2 separate regions of the Homo sapiens genome follow, and region 2 is linked to region 1. A link is an interaction called in ENCODE POLR2A ChIA-PET data of the cell type or tissue named here. Cell type or tissue: MCF 10A. All regions are shown on one strand.

Region 1 (8,000 bases):
GAAACTGTGAGTGACATTAAACATATTTCAATGGCATTGGCATCTCCCTGTCATTACCTCCATTGATTAAAATCCCATGGGTATAAATGAGACAAATACTTCTTAAGACTTACCTCTCTGCTAAGCTTTGGGTGGTCTAGAATGTGCATGTGCAGACCAGTCTTCATCCAGGAACTTTGGTGGACCCCACGTGGATTTGGGGGGCTCGCACTTCTTCACTGATGCCACACCTAAGGGATTCCAGTTCCATCAAGCCATCCAGAACCTTAGTTCTGCGGAACTGCTGTGCTATACTCAGATCCTTGCTACTTGCACTTCCGTTGGGAAACTGTCCCCAGGCAGAGTCCAAATATCCAGGTGTTCACTCTGTGACTTTACTTTCAGAGATTGATATTTTATCCTGTCTTCGTTCACCACCTGAAAACAGTGGCCTCATTTGGTTCATCCAGTTTTACTGTTGTCAATAGCAGGAAAAGTAGTCTCGTTGAAGTCACTGCCCTTAATGGCTGTAAGTTGGAGAATCCTCAGCTTCATTTTTTTCTGTTTTGAGACAGGGTCTCACTCTGTAGCCCAGGCTAGAATGCAGTGGTGTCATCTCAGCTCACTGCAACCTCTGCCTTCCAAGTTCAAGCCATCCTCCCACCTCAGACTCCCGAGTAGCTGGGACTACAGGCATGTGCCACCATGCCTGGCTAATTTTTTATTTTGTAGAGATGGAGTTTCACCATGTTGCCCAGGAGTTGCTGGTCTCAAACTCCTGGACTCATGTGATCCACCTGTCTTGGCCTCTCAAAGTGTTGGGATTACGGGCGTGAGCCACCGTGCCCAACCTCCTTACCATTTTTGAAGGCTATTTTAGAAAGGTCTTTGTTGGCTGTTATTTTCTTTTACCTCTGTAAAAATATTATTCCACCACTTGAACTTATGAATTCATTCTGCTGGTGTCCATGATCAGCAGACCAGGCTTACAGTTTCAGGAGTCGTGGTTTCACACTACCTCCTGTCTAATGCAAGTCACTACTGTCTTTGTCTTACACCTCCCCATCCCCACTTCAATGAAGATTATTTATTTGGTTCCAGGACCACACCCATTTATTCGTGTGTTTATGTTTATTTGATATGAAACTTCTCCAGATCCCTGGATGGGAGAGAAGCAGAACCAACTAGTGATACTAGTGATATAAGAGGAGTACTGGAAACCAGAAAGAGGGTGGCCTTTCAGGGAAGAGTATTGTGCTTGCAGAGAGGCTGTGTCTTCTCCTTACCCCCAACATAGTCAAGGGAGAGGCAAATAAGACTTGTGTCCTCATTCAGTGCATACTGAGCCCCTGAACTTTGCTGACTTGCTGGTGTGCCGCTGGCGTGAGGGAAAGCACATTGAGGAGGTTGGCTGAGCTGATACACATAGGCAGAGAAAAAAAGAAAAAAAAAAAAACAGGATCATGTCTTTTGAGTTCCTGATTCCTGAGAGTCATGGAAGGTGAATCCCATGCAGGCAAACAAACGCCATCTTGGGATTCTAGAGAGCATCATGAATGGAGGACCGCAGGCTTGTTGGGAGCTGTACTCCACTGGGCAAATATCGCAGACCTCTGGAGAGTATGGTGCCATGCCATCACCTGGGGTCACCTGGTGATTAGGCGATTCAATTTGAGGATGATTAATTTTTCCCCCAAATACAAAACATCGACCAAGAAAAACCCTTCAAAACACTTTGCACACACCCAAAATAGAGTCCAGATGCCCTGATAAGGAGTACTTCAGGCCCACCCATGTAAGAGAGAGGGTGAAGTAGGTACTTCTGGCTCCATGAACTGCCGATGTGCCTCCATGTTTGAGAGGAGCTTTATTTTGACAAAATGTAGGACAGCTGATGAGCCTGTAGATTTGACCCTCTGATGTTGTAAGTGAGGGTGCTTCTCCTTTAAATATCTGTATGGTCATCACTTTTCACCTAAGAGGGGATTGGGCGTTTTGAGCTGGGTGATGGGTAGTTAAGTCAGCAGCTTTCTGGACTCTGCACAATCACACAACCATTAGTAACACCACCAGAAATAAAATTCCTTTTTTTTTTTAGTTATTAAAATACATTTAATGCTTGGTATTGTGAGCATGCAGAAGAAAGAAAATAAGACTACAAAATGAAATAAGGGCTAGAATTTAAAGCCAATGTAAAGGAAATGTTCTAAATTGTGCAAGTGATTAACAGCCAGATGTTCCCCTATGATTCCGAACATGAGTCTCCAGTGCCAAGTTCCAGCCCGAAGTCTGTTGGACTCTCAGAGAAAATGTATAGTAACAAAAGCAGCCAAGACTTGCATGACGTCAGCTCTTATTTCTCCTTGAGTTTTTGTCCCGTGGATGTGAATCACTAAGAACACATGCATTCCTCAAGTTTTAGGAGATAAGGCAAAAAAAAAAAAATCTTAGAGATTTGCTTCAATTCGTATTTGAGCTTCATGGGATGCAAACATAGGAGACTAAAGCAGAAATGAGTATTGCTTCAGTAATCATGAGTCCACCCAGCTTAGTGAACAAAACAAGCGTTACCCTCCTAACCTTCCTGATAACAGGAATGTCTTGTTTGAAGTGTTTGGAGTCAGTGCATTTTACTGGCTGCCATTCAAAATATGTTTCAATTCTTAAAACTGAAACCCTGAACCTGTTCATTCATGTTTATTGCTTTAGTCTAATCTATTGTTTAGATTTTTCCCTATGCATATGGCTCAGAGCATCTTACACAATTTGCTTCAGAATTTTCACATCTATTGCTGTTGACTAAACACTCTAATTAAAGTGCCCAAATATGTACATACAAGAATATTTGTTGCAGAATTTTTAGGGTAAGGCTGAAATATTGCAAACAACCTACATAATTTTCAAAAAGAAGACAAATGAAATAAATTACAATTTATCCATAAAATAGAAATCTAGGCAGCCATGAGAATTATCTGTGATCTGTGGGCTTTTAGGGCTTCAAGGGGGGGATGTATGATATCTTATTTATAAGAAGGGAAAAGTGTGGCATATATGTAGACTTATATGTATTCAACTATACAGAATTTATGGAAAAATACAAACACTACATCTTAAATGCAGTTACCTTTGGGGAGGGTAGGAAGCATGATAAAAATTATCAATGCTCACCATGTAATCTTTACTTCTCAGACTGAACATTTTCATTAGAATACATTTGTTTCTTATCTGTATTATTATTTTAGGTGATATTTGAAAATTGAGTGAGAAAAGTCAGTCAGATGAGAGAGAAGAATACAGAGGGTAGGAAGAGACAGAGCAAATGACCTCAGCAACACAGAATCCAGATGGAGAGAAAATTGGGGGAAAGAGGTGGAAGATTTTGCTCATGGCATTGGCAGTGCCTGGCCTCTGAGGTGGGCTCTAGAACAAAGTCCTCCACTCCCTCTCATGTCTGGGGACATTCAACCATGTGAAAAGGTTTTCCAGGGAGGCATTTTCTCTGACCACCTGTTCTATACAGTACTGATAGGACAGCTTTCCCACGTACTGCCAGCAGCCCCGATCCAGAACTCAGCACTGCCCCTCCAGTCAGAATCAGAGGACCGAGGGGAAACATGCTCTCCTGTCCCTAATCACAAATGAAACTGTCTTTAGCATGAAGATATTCACTTGGTGAGAACTTAAGTCAACTGGACAAAGAGATGTAGGTCTCCAGTGCTCAGAGTGAATGTGTCTTTTGCAAAATCCCGAATGTGATTGCCCTGAGGCTGACATGGGGCCAGAAATGCCTGAGTCATCTCTACCTCTTCCTCTATGAAACCACATAATTGCCTCAGACTGAGCTCCCAATGCATTTAATTGTTTTGATCAAAGTCTTTCCCGGCGGTTCCTCAGAAGGAAGGATTGGGCCTGGAGGCCTACCCAGGGAGGGAGTCAGAGGCCGCCCACAGATGAACAATTCTATCTGTGTGTGCACCACCCTCCTACCAGACTTTGAAACCCTTCAACAAACAAGGGCTTTGGGATCCCCAAAATGAATCCCAAGCCCCTGGTTACAGAATCAACAAAGCGGGATGACAAATAAGGGAAAAGTTCAAATCTGGTAAACGTATCCCACAATTTGCAAGCAAAAAAATTGAGAACTATTTTTTTCAATTCCGCACACAATTAAGCATCATGTTTGCATTCAGTCTTGTTTTATGTTGGATTCCATCATGATGAGATTCGACACTCAGAGCTCGAGGTCTTTAATATCTTAATGTACCCTGTATCCCAGGACCTCAGATTACTGTCTAAGCCACTGCAAGGAAACATCAGCTCTGTCTGCCCTGGTGGGTCTTTCTTCATCTGGAGAGATAAAGAGATTGTTTAAGATTTGTGTTCAGAGACACATGGTGACACATGGTGGCGGAATTGGTTGAAGAGCATCTGTGACAAAAGGTGGAGAGATGGAGAACAGAGCAGGGTCCCCTCTTGGGAGGACCCAGTTATTGAAATTCCTTTTCTGCTGCTCTCTCCCCGCTTCAGCCTGGAGCATGGCAGGGATTCCTACCTGGATCCTTCTTTGATTATGGGGGAAGGTGCAGTCAGAGTTCACACCTGAAACCTTTTGACTCAAAGTCTTTTGATCCAAGGGACCAAAGAATGTTTGTCATCATTGCTGGAAGTGGAGCATAGGAGCAGGTGAATCCACACCTGGGTAAATGGCACTAGGGCTTACTCATGGGCTTATCCATGGAGCAGTTCTCCATGATGTCACAGATCTGGTTTCCACACCTGGGGGCTGGCTGACTGACTCTTTCCTGAGGGATAGATCAGATGTGGGTCCCAGAGAGAAACAAACCTGGCTGCCAACCTGGGGCCCTGTCAGAGCCCCATCCTGCAACCCCACAAATTCCTCCTCCATTCTGCTTGTTCATCACTCTTTCCTCACCTGAAACTCACTCTGAGCCTGAGCACACGTGGATGAGGATGCAGACAAGCCCCTGTGGGAAACGAATGGGGTCGGCAATGAGACTTATGTGCAGTCATCTGTTTCCTGCCTGGGGAATTTTCTAGGCTAGCTTTTGTTCTGGCTAAAGCTCAGCATTACTTTGGGGCTAATTCTTCTGGGATCAGGCTCATCGGGGTAGGGGCACTATTCCTGGGAGCTGGTCTTGGGCTCTCTGGAACCCAGGAAGGTGAAGGCATGCAAGGAAGCTCATAAAAGAGCCAAGATGAGAATCCAGGGAAGGGAGTGAGCTTCCTGGATGGGTGGAGGGCAAACTGGGACTGAGGTGCCACAGAGGCAATGAGGAAAACAGCGAGGGCCTGGGCTGAAAGCGGATGTCCAGATAGTAGTGTTAGGTATAGGCAAAGGTGGATATGCTGGGGCTGGGGTTGGAATTGAGATTGGGATCATCCTTACTAAAGGTTTGGCTTCTGTTTGCTGTGGCTTTGAAGCAGGCACAAGGAGAGTGGATGGGAGAGTGTCAGAGGATCTGAAATGGGGACTACGATTGAAGCTTGAAGCCCCTGTGAGCCTCTGGGAGGTTCTTTTATTGACCACAGCAAGATTGCAGAGTTCCCACTCCCAAATCTCTCCAGTGAGAACCAGATTGGACATGAGGACATGCCCTTGGCTGAAGGAGAGGAGCTGAGATGGTTTTAGGAGTACGATTGGGTGAACATAATTCATGCTTACTTGCTCTTAAATGTTTTCATTCCTCAACTTTAAATTTAAATGGTTGATATAGGTTGAATGTCCTCTCCAAATCTCATGTTGAAATATAATCACCAGTATTGGAGGTGGGGCCTGGCAGGAGGTGTTTGGGTCATGGGGAAGATCCCTCATAGCTTGGTGCTGTCCTCACAATAGTGGGTTCTTGCAAGATCTGGTCATTTAAAAATGTGTGACACTTCCTCTCAGTCTCATTCCCACTCTAGCCATGTGACATGCTTGCTCCTGCTTCACATTCTGCCATGAGTAACAGGTCACTGAGGCCTCACCAGAAGCCAACCAGATGCCAGCACCATGCTTCCTATATAGCCTGAAGAAGCATGAGCCAAATAAGCGTCTTTTCTCTGTAAATTACCTAGCCTTGGGTATTTCCTTATAGCAATGCAAAAGTGGCTTAATACACTGGTCCCTGAAGAAGTATTGGTACTTCTTTGGCTTTGAGTCTGCAGGAAAGTAGAGAGAGCTTTCATGGATGCTGGGAGTTGGGTGTTCCTAGTTATGGTTGCCAGTTTAGCAAATAAAAACATAAGAATGCCCACTTAAATTTGACATTCAGATAATTTAAACATTTTAGTATGTTTTGGGTAACACTTGGGACATACTTACACTAAATATTTCTTTGTTGCTCATCTGAAATTCAAACTTAACTAGAAGTCTTGTATTTTATCTGGCAGCTGGATTCCTTGATATATGGTGTCAAGATGTTTAAAGATCTTTGGCATCAGGCTTTCAAGAAGATGGTAGGTGCTGGCTCCCTGTGGCTTTACAAGCTCACGCTTCACCAGAAATCAAGAGAAAAAATCACCTGGCTGAGAGGGCCATGCTGAGCTAAGTTCCACTTTCAGCCTTAAGGGTCTCTCAGGGGCTACTTTGATGGGATTCTTTGGTTCTCACTTACTTTGCTTCATGGCCGTTTTGACATTCAAACCCACATACCCTCTGCCTGCTCCCAGGATTTTTTTCCAAACTCCTAGCAACTGGTTCCTGGCTGCTTCCATGGATCTTCTGACACATCACATTTTACCCTCTAGAGAGCAGCCCTGAGAAATATATCAATATAGGGCAAGAACTGGAGAGAAACAGATTCTACAGAAAATCCCCTAAGTGAGAAAGAGGCGTAATCATTGTGCTCCACATTTCTGTGGACAATATCCTGGGGCTAAGGCCCGGATTGGAATCTGACTCATTCTTTCTTGGAAAGGCTTTCAGCACATTTGCTTAATATCTGCAGAGGGATCTGTAGCAGCACCCAATAAATAAATGCCAGCCAGGCGCGGTGGCTCAGGCCTGTAATCCTAGCACTTTGGGAGGCCAAGGCAGGCAGATCACAAGGTCAAGAGATTGAGACCAGCCTGGCCAACACGTTGAAACCCCGTCTCTACTAAAAATACAAAAATTAGCTGGGCATGGTGCCATGCACCTGTATTTCCAGCTACTTGGGAGAATCACTTGAACACAGGACGCAGAGGTTGCAGTGAGTGAGATCACGCCGCTGCACTCCAGCCTGGGCGACAGAGCGAGACTCCCTCTCAAAAAAGAAAAGAAAAGAAAAGAAAAGAAAAGCTTCTGCACAGCAAAGGAAACAATCAATGAAGTGAAGAGACAACACACAGAATAAGAAAAATATTTGCAAACCCATATGATGAAAAATTAGTAAAAAAAGAAAAGAAAAGAAAAATTAGTAACCACAATACCTAAGGAGCTCAAACAACTCTATAGGAAAAAAATATAATAATCTGATCAAAAGAATCGGTGAAAGATCTGAATAGACATATATCAAAAGAAGACATACAAATGGCAAACAGGCATATGAAAAGGTGTTCAATATCATTGATCTTCAGAGAAATGCTAATCAAAACTGCAATGAGATATCATCTCACCCCAGTTAAAATGGTTTATATCCTTAAGACAGGCAATAACAAGTGCTGGCAGGGATGTGGAGAAAAGGGAACCCTCATACACTGTTGGTAGGAATGTAAATTAATGCAACCTCTGTGGAAAACGGTTTGAAGATTCCTCAAAAAACTAAAAATAGAGCTACCATATGATCCTACTGCTGGATATATACCCAAAAGAAAGGAAGTTAATATATTGAAGAGATACCTGCACTTCCATATTTGTTGTAGCACTGTTCATAATAGCCAAAATTTGGAAACAACCTAAGTATCTATGGGGTACTTACACAAAATGGAGTACTATTTAGTCATAAAAAGGAATGAGATCCTGCCATTTGCAACAACATGGATAGAACTGGCGGTCATACCAAGTGAAATAAGCCAGACACAGAAAGACAAACATCACC
Region 2 (8,000 bases), 110 kb after region 1:
ATATGGATAAGACCTCTGTTCGGAATGTTCCTCCGAGGACACTTGGTTCCTTGCTCCTGGATCACATTCTGTGCCACGAGACATGTCGTCCCCTCCCAGCCCATTGACACACCCCACAGGCCAGGCAGCTGGGAAACCCAGAAGGCGGGACAGACATTGGTCCTACCAGGTCAAACAGTATTCAGACAAGCAACAGGAGCCAGCGTCTCTCCTCAGCCCCTGGACATGTGGTCAGCCCCCATCCCCACTCCTGGCGTGCAACTTCCAGATCATACAGCATGAGCCGGCTGCTGACTCAGAGAAGCAGGACACAGCCCCCTACATCCTAGTCCTACATCCCACAGGAATGTAGGAAAATGGAAAAGCTACTGCAGGAGACAAAAAACACTTCCCTCCACTCCTGGCGTGACACCCTGTCATTCATTCATTCACTCATTCATTCAACACACATTCTCTGAGCACTTCCTCTATGCCAGCCCGGTGCCAGACAGAAATGGGGACAATAGCAGTGGCTGAAATGTCCCAGCCTTGCTTCCTTGGTTCTCACATCCCAGTCAGGGAAGCAGACGTCACACCAGTGATGACCCAGAGTGGTCAGGGCTGGGACAGGAAGTCCAGAGGTTGGTAGTTGGAGCCCAAGTGGCACAAAGGACCCAGCCCAGGGAGGTCAGGAAGAGCTTCCTGGAAGAGACGACCAGAGCAGTAGGGAAGGATGAGCGAGGTAAAGTGCAGGGAAGTGTGCCCAGGAAGACAAAATGGCATACTCGGAGGCTGCTGAGCAGTTTGGTCAATGTAGCCAAAGCAGACAGAACATGTGAGAAATGACAGTGGAGAAACTGAAAGGGCACTCTGGGCCTAGTAGGTTAGCATGCACACACACTCACACTCTCACATGCACACTCACACACAGTCTCACACGCTCACACTCACACACGCTGACACGCACACTGTCATGCTCACACACACTCATTCACACTCACACCCTCACACCCACACACACGCTTACACACAGTCACACACACTGTCACACATTGTCACACATGCTTACACACACTCACACTCATTCACACACATCCCACTCACACACACGCTTACACACACATTGTCACACGTGCTCTCACACTCATTCACACTCACACACACCCCACTCACACACATGCTCCCACACACACACACTCTCACACACACACACACACACAGCACTTGGGTGTCTACTACATGAAATAAAAACCTACCTGGCACTTAACTCCAAGAGAAGGGCAGAACACACAACCTCCCCTCCTTTGTGGTGGATCCCAAAGCCCTAGATTCAATCCATCCAGGTCATACATGGAGCAACTGAAATGCAGAAAAAGGCAAGCACCTGCGCAAGGGCCACACAGACTCCCTTGCGTCAGCCCAGATCCACCCTGAGGATTCTATTTTTTTTTTTTTTTTTTTTTGAGACGGAGTCTTGCTCTGTCACCAGGCTGGAGTGCAGTGGCGTGATCTCGGCTCACTGCAACCCCTGCCTCCTGGGTCCAAGCGAGTCCCCTGCCTCAGCCTCCCGAGTAGCTGGGACTACAGGCATGTGCCACTATGCCCAACTAATTTTTTTATTTTTATGTTTTTGTATTTTAGTAGAGACAGGGTTTCACCATATTGGCCAGGATGGTCTTGATCTCCTGACCTCGCGATCCACCCGCCTCGGCCTCCCAAAGTGCTAGGCTTGAGCCACCGCGACCGGCCACCCTAGGGATTCTAAAACACCGTCTGATGTTGAACATCTGCTTGAAGCTTTATACCCTAACTGCTGAAGAAAAGCACAGACACACACACACTTTTTATTTTGTATTTATTTATTTATATTGAGGCAGGGTCTTCCTCTGTTACCCAGGCTGGAGTGCAGTGGCACGATCGTGGCTCGCTGCAACCTCAACCTCCTGGGCTCAGGTGATTCTCCCACCTCAGCCTCCTGAGTAACTGGAACTACAGGTGTGCACCACCAGGCCCAGCTACTTTTTTTTTTTTTTTTAGACAGAGATTCGCTGTTGTTGCCCAGGCTGGAGTGCAGTGGTGAGATCTCGGCTCACTGCAACCTCCGCCTCCCAGGTTCAAGCGATTCTCCTGTCTCAGCCTCCCGAGTAGCTGGGATCACAGGCGTCCATTACCATGCCCAGCTAATTTTTTGTATTTTCAGTAGAGACAGGGTTTCACCATGTTAGCAGGCTGGTCTCGGACTCCAGACCTCAGGTGATCCACCCGCCTCGGCCTCCCAAAGTGCTGGGATTACAGGCGTGAGCCACTGCACCTGGCCTGTATATTTTTTTTTGTAGAGATGGGGTCTCGCTATATTGCCCAGGCTGAACTCCTGAGCTCAAGCCCTCCATCCACCTTGGCCTCCTAAAGTGATGGGATTGCAGGCATGAGCCACTGTGTCCCACCACACACACTTCAAAAAACATTTTTATAGTTTTATAACATACCTCTATCAACGTGCATACTCTTGAATGACTACTTAATACATTCATATTCTTTTTAATATCAAAAATACAAAAATAAAACTGTCATCATTTTATGCCTCCCTCCAAGATACACACATAGAGCTGATCACTCCATGCACCCCAAATTTAGCAGAATGCACAGACTCTGAAGCCAGACACCTGGGTTCAAATCTCTGAACATCCACTACCATCTAAGAGAACTTGAACACATCTTGAGCCCTCTCTGTGCCTCGGCGTCCTTAGCAGGGAATCAGGGACAATAATAATATTGCCTACTTCATATATTAAGTGAACACGTATGTATAAAGTGCTTTGGTCAGGTGCGATGGCTCACATCTGTAATCCCAGCACTTTGGGAGACCAAGGCGGGTGGATCACTTGAGGCCAGACTGGCCAGCATGGTGAAATCCCATCTCTACAAAAAATGCAAAACTTAGACGGGCGTGGTGGCACACGCCTGTAATCCCAGCTACTCAGGAGGCTTAGGCATGAGAATCACTTGAACTGGGAGGCAGAGGTTGCCGTGATCTGAGATCGCACCGCTGCACTCCAGCCTGGGCGACAGAATGAGACTCTTGTCTCAGGGAAAAAAAAAAAAAGTGCTTAGAATGGTGCCTGAGGCTTGGGTTGTATAAGGGTCAGCTATTATTAGACACTCTTGTGGGGCTTAACCAACCTCCCCAAAAGCCCCTGTGGGCCCCCTTGTAAAAACTACAAGGGGATGGAAGGTCAAAGACTTCCTGAGTTGGAAGGAAGCTTCACAGAGAGGCAAACCCTCGGCCAGCTCTTCCTGGGGCATCCACCTCCCCCTACCCCGCCCCCCAGTTCCCACCCCAACCCACACCCTTTCCTATTTACACCAGACGGAGGCAGACTGCAGGCTGACTCACCCTTGGCTCAGACCAAGCCATTGTTCTGGGGTGGGGAAGGGGGGGTAGTAAGAGTGAGGAACATGGCCCAAAGCGGGTGGGGGATGTCAGCTACACAAGTGACCCACAGACAGTGACGCCCAGACACATGGCGAGGCTGGCCTGCCAGACTGGGAAATGGCAATTGAGGAGTCAGGGTCGTGTCACCAGCGTGCTGCACTGAAGTGCTTGCTGGACACTGACACACACCCCAGGTATCCCAGACACACAGGTACACAGCCACACGGTGCCTGGTGCACACTCAAGACACTTTTTGTTTTTTTTCTTTTTTTTGTTTTTTTTTTGAGACGGAGTCCCGCTCTGCCGCCAGGCTGGAGTGCAGTAGCATGATCTCGGCTCACTGCAACCTCCGCCTCCCAGGTTCAAGCGATTCTCCTGTCTCAGCCTCCCGTGTAGCTGGGACTACAGGTGCGTGCCACCACGCCCAGCTAATTCTTGTATTTTTAGTAGAAACAGGGTTTCACCATGTTGCCCAGGATGGTCTCGATCTCTTGACCTCATGATCTGCCCACCTCGGCCTCCCAAAGTGCTGGGGTTTCAAGCGTGAGCCACCGCACCCGGCCACACTCAAGACCTTTTACATTCTCAGGGGCAGAATCCCCTTCAAAGAGAGAGAGACACACTCACACTCCACGCATCACACACATCCCGGCTCACCCAGGCACGCACATTCTCACACTGACCAGTCAAGTTTTCTTTGTCTCGCTGTAATTCACATGTTCAGACACACACATACACAAACACACCAGTCATCCAAAAAGTCCTACAAACTGACACCTGAGTCTACCTGTCTGTCTCTCCTTCTCAGGTTCACACACACTGGTCATAGGGTCTTTCCTGTCTCCTGTACATATGTGTATATTCACACTGGTCATCCAAATAGTCTCAGAAACATCCAGAAGTGTGTCTCTCTTTCACTTTCACAAACACACGTACACACACAAATGCAGACACATACACTGCCATCCAGTCTCAAAGTGGTATATATTCATTGTGTAGCCTCTATCCCACTTTGTGAGATTCTTTTGTTTCTTTCTCTCAAACTCTCACATACACTCAGCTCTGTCTCACAAAGAGTCTACATAACCTTCATCATCAAAGCGACACCAAAGTCTGTCCCACACACAAGGGCACGCACGAACATCTTCACCGGAATCACTGTGTCACATAGTCTGTTCATAAGGCAGTCTCTGCACTTTATCTTCTACAAACACAGATTAGGATCATCTAGCTAGTCCTGCTCAAGTACACACACACACACACACACACACACACACACACACACCACTCACCAGCCTCGCAGACACACACACTGGTCACAGTGTCACCCAGAATCTCTTTCACACACATATCCCAATACCCCCCAGTTTCTCTCTCCCCCGTGCCCCCACTCCCTAACACTCTCATGCAGAAATGAGAAGGATGCCCAGGACAGAGCCACAGCCAGTATCTGGAGAATCTCCAGGAAAGACCCTCCCTCCCCAGTTCCTTGGTCCTCACTCCTCCATGAGCAGTCTTTGACCCACCCTGCTCTCCCCTGTCCACACCCCTGCCCTCCCCCACCCCTCAGCCCTCCATCTGGTGGGTTCAGACAGGCACTCAGGCCTCTCCTCTGCCTCCCCCATCCCCCAGCTCTTCCCCCATCCTCTCCAAAAAGCCCAGAGGCCAACGCTGCAGGCTTTCAGGGGTTGCCATGACAACAGGGCCTCGTCCCTCGTCCCCCTGGGGGTGGGCTGAGGACCCGGCCAGCCAGACCGATAAGGGGGTTCCAGTTACTGTGGCAACCGTTGCAGGCCTGAGCTCTCTGCTTCCAGAAGGGGAGGGGGGCGGAGTGAGTGAATGGTTGCCAAAGCAACCAGGGAACCGCAAGAACTGAGAAGAGGCAGCTGAGCCCTGTCTCCCCTGCCCAGGGCTGCTGTGGGCATCGCAAAACATTTAAGCATCATTCTTCCATCCCTAGAGGTTGTTTTAGGGGAGGGAGATGAAGTGCAGATTATAAAACAGGATGGCACTCATTCTCCCAGCTGCCCATCATGGCCTGCCAGCCCATGCCCGCTCCCCCAGGCTCACCGTGTGATCAGTCAGGTCCACTCTCTGGACCTCAGCTTGCCTCTTCCATTAAATGGGGCCTGTCTCTCAGGAATGTTCCCATTCCTGTCTCATGAGTGTGCCCTCTCTCTCCCTTGCTCAACAGGAACCACAGAGCGGGTATGCCTAGTACAGGGCACGGCAGAGGCCTTGAATGCTGTGCACAGCTTTATTGCCGAGAAGGTCCGAGAAATCCCACAAGCGATGACCAAGCCTGAGGTGGTCAACATCCTTCAACCCCAAACCACGATGAACCCCGACAGAGCCAAGCAGGTCAGCTGGGGCAGAGACTGGGTTGCTGTAAAGCTGTTGACATTCACAAAGAAACATTCCTCCCACATCACTGCTTACTGTGAGGTTCAATGGGACAAAGCTGATAAAAATCTCATCAGTCAAAGACCACATGGTAGTGGTTAGTATTATTTTTAGGGAGTCAGCTCTAATAGAATAGAAAGGACTCCAGAACATTTAGAGTGGGCTTGATTCAGAGAGGGAGTGAAGGTCTGGGAGAATGTGGCATGATTCCCTATTGTTCGATCCTTTCTTCCTAGGATTCTCTAGTTCCTCTTCTCTCTTCCACCTCATCCCATTGTCTCTCTGAACGACCTGCCTCCCACTTCCTGCTATCACCGGAAGTGACCTCAGTGACAGTTCAGCCACATCCAGAAGAGTTTACAAATGGCCTCTCATCCTCCTTCCCTCCATAATTAACGTATGGGGGTAGAGGTGGTGTTTCATTAGCGAGAGAAGAGGTGGGTCCCTCTCCTACACAGCCCTCTCCAGGAAGGAATGGAAGGGGGAAGGCAGCGCCCCTCCGTTGCCTCAGTTACGGGGAAGCAGTGGCATAGGGGCGTGGCAGGGAGTGGCCAATCGCTTCCCGGGCCTGTCCGGTTGCCATGACGACGGCGCTCACGGGGCAGGTGGGCTCCCCTCAAAGCTGCAGGCAGCGCTGTCCGGACCCGGAAGTGCGTAAGGGAACGGAAACGCGGGGCTGGCTCCCGTTTTCTCTCCCGTCCCCACTCCCCTATGCATGCGTACTCCGTGCAATGGGGCGAGAACCCCTGGGCTGACGGGAGGGCCCCTTGCGAGGGCTCGTTAACGTCTACCTAGAGGCAAAGACAGGAGAGAGGGAGTCCGTAAAATCTGGAATTCTTGGGTCCTGTCGTTGCCCTGAGGTGGGGCAGAGCACAGGCCTGAGTTCCCCTAAGCTCATGGGGAAATGGTGGGCGGAGAAGCCTGGAGGAGAGCTGCAGGGTGGAGCGCTCCCAAAAAAGACCGCAGGGCTTGGGGCGTGTAGCGCGGACGCTGTCCTTGGTGCTGAAGCTCCTCGCTCCCCGCCAGGTTTCTCCCGAATCCCTTCCCACCAGCAGCGCACAAGTTATTCACAGTTTACAGGGAGGCGAGGGCATTGCCTCTTCCCTCCGCCTTGGTCGTGGCCACAAGGGACTCAGGGTTCATCAGGAGTTTGTGAATGTTGCAAGGAAAATGGGGTCAGCACCATCTGTGCCTGAGCCTTCTACCCCCTCCCCCTAATCCACAGGAGCTCTGAGACAGTGGAGTCGAAAGGTTATAGAACCAGGATTTATTCCCTGCCTTATTACTCGAGTGTTCCAAAGACTGAGGGAGATCATAGCTGAAAACTCAGGCTCTGGGCTCTGTTGTTTAGTTGAATCCTTCTCCGTACAGTACTTACGTCCTATGTGACCTTGAGCAAGTGACTTTGATTTCTCCAATCCTCATTTTTCTCACCTGTAAAATGAGATTCATTATGATGCCTCCTTAAGGGTGATGGTTAGTGTTCGTTGATGTTTGAAAAGCACATAGCTTATGTGTATAATGCATAGAAAGTTAGCCCCAAAAATGTTCTCTGTTGTTATTATGGGATTTTTGAGTCAGGAAACAGGTCTACTTCTTTTCTGCCTTGGACTTGCAGTGTTACTCAGAGCCCCTTTCCTTCTGTAGACCTCAGTTTCTCTTTTATTACAGTGCAGCAGCTGGGCCAAACCAGGGATTATAAATTAAATAACTAAAGTATTGAAAAAGGTAACAAAAGCCTTGAGGGTTGTTGCTCTCTGGAGAGGGTATGCCATCTTTAAAGGGAGAAGCTGCCACTCAAATCCACCGAATTATTGCACTTTGGGAACATGAACATAGTGCTACCACATCTTCCAAATTTTTCAAAAGAAGCCATAAATTTTTTAGATCAACTGACTTTAAAATGCTTTATTATTATTATTATTTAATATATATTAGTCTGAGGCAGAGTCACACTCTGTCACCCAGGCTGGAGTGCAGTGGTATGATCTAGGCTCACTGGAGCCTCGACATCCCAGGCTCAAGCGATCCTCCCACCTCAGCCCACTGAATAGCTGGGACTACAGGTGAACACGACCACGCCTGGCTAATTTTTTTTTCTTTTCTTTTTTTTTTTTTTGAAACGGAGTTTTGCTCTTGTTGCCCAGGATGGAGTACAATGGCCTGGTCTCAGCTCACTGCAACC

The links. ChIA-PET counts read pairs that join two places held together with the same protein. Peaks named below come from ENCODE experiments on the same cell type or tissue, not always from the same donor. Only the 100,000 strongest peaks of a DNase experiment are listed, where the experiment ranks them.
Region 2: POLR2A ChIA-PET joins it to region 1 with 6 read pairs; 2 of 35 experiments call an interaction of 5 or more read pairs at or near these places.

What each region holds. Positions count from the first base shown.
Region 1 is chr19:46,064,570-46,072,569 of GRCh38, reverse strand. It overlaps a transcript of IGFL4 not described here. Among named protein-coding and RNA genes, the nearest start is that of IGFL4, 28 kb to the right of the region's middle. In MCF 10A, no CTCF peak of the experiment used is centred here; DNase peaks (open chromatin) are centred at 2,309, 2,629, 3,819 and 6,869.
Region 2 is chr19:45,951,553-45,959,552 of GRCh38, reverse strand. NOVA2 (NOVA alternative splicing regulator 2) reads left to right here. Exons shown (of 4, transcript NM_002516.4): 3 at 5,607-5,773. Among named protein-coding and RNA genes, the nearest start is that of NOVA2, 18 kb to the left of the region's middle. RefSeq lists an enhancer at 6,071-7,018. In MCF 10A, no CTCF peak of the experiment used is centred here; DNase peaks (open chromatin) are centred at 3,392 and 6,792.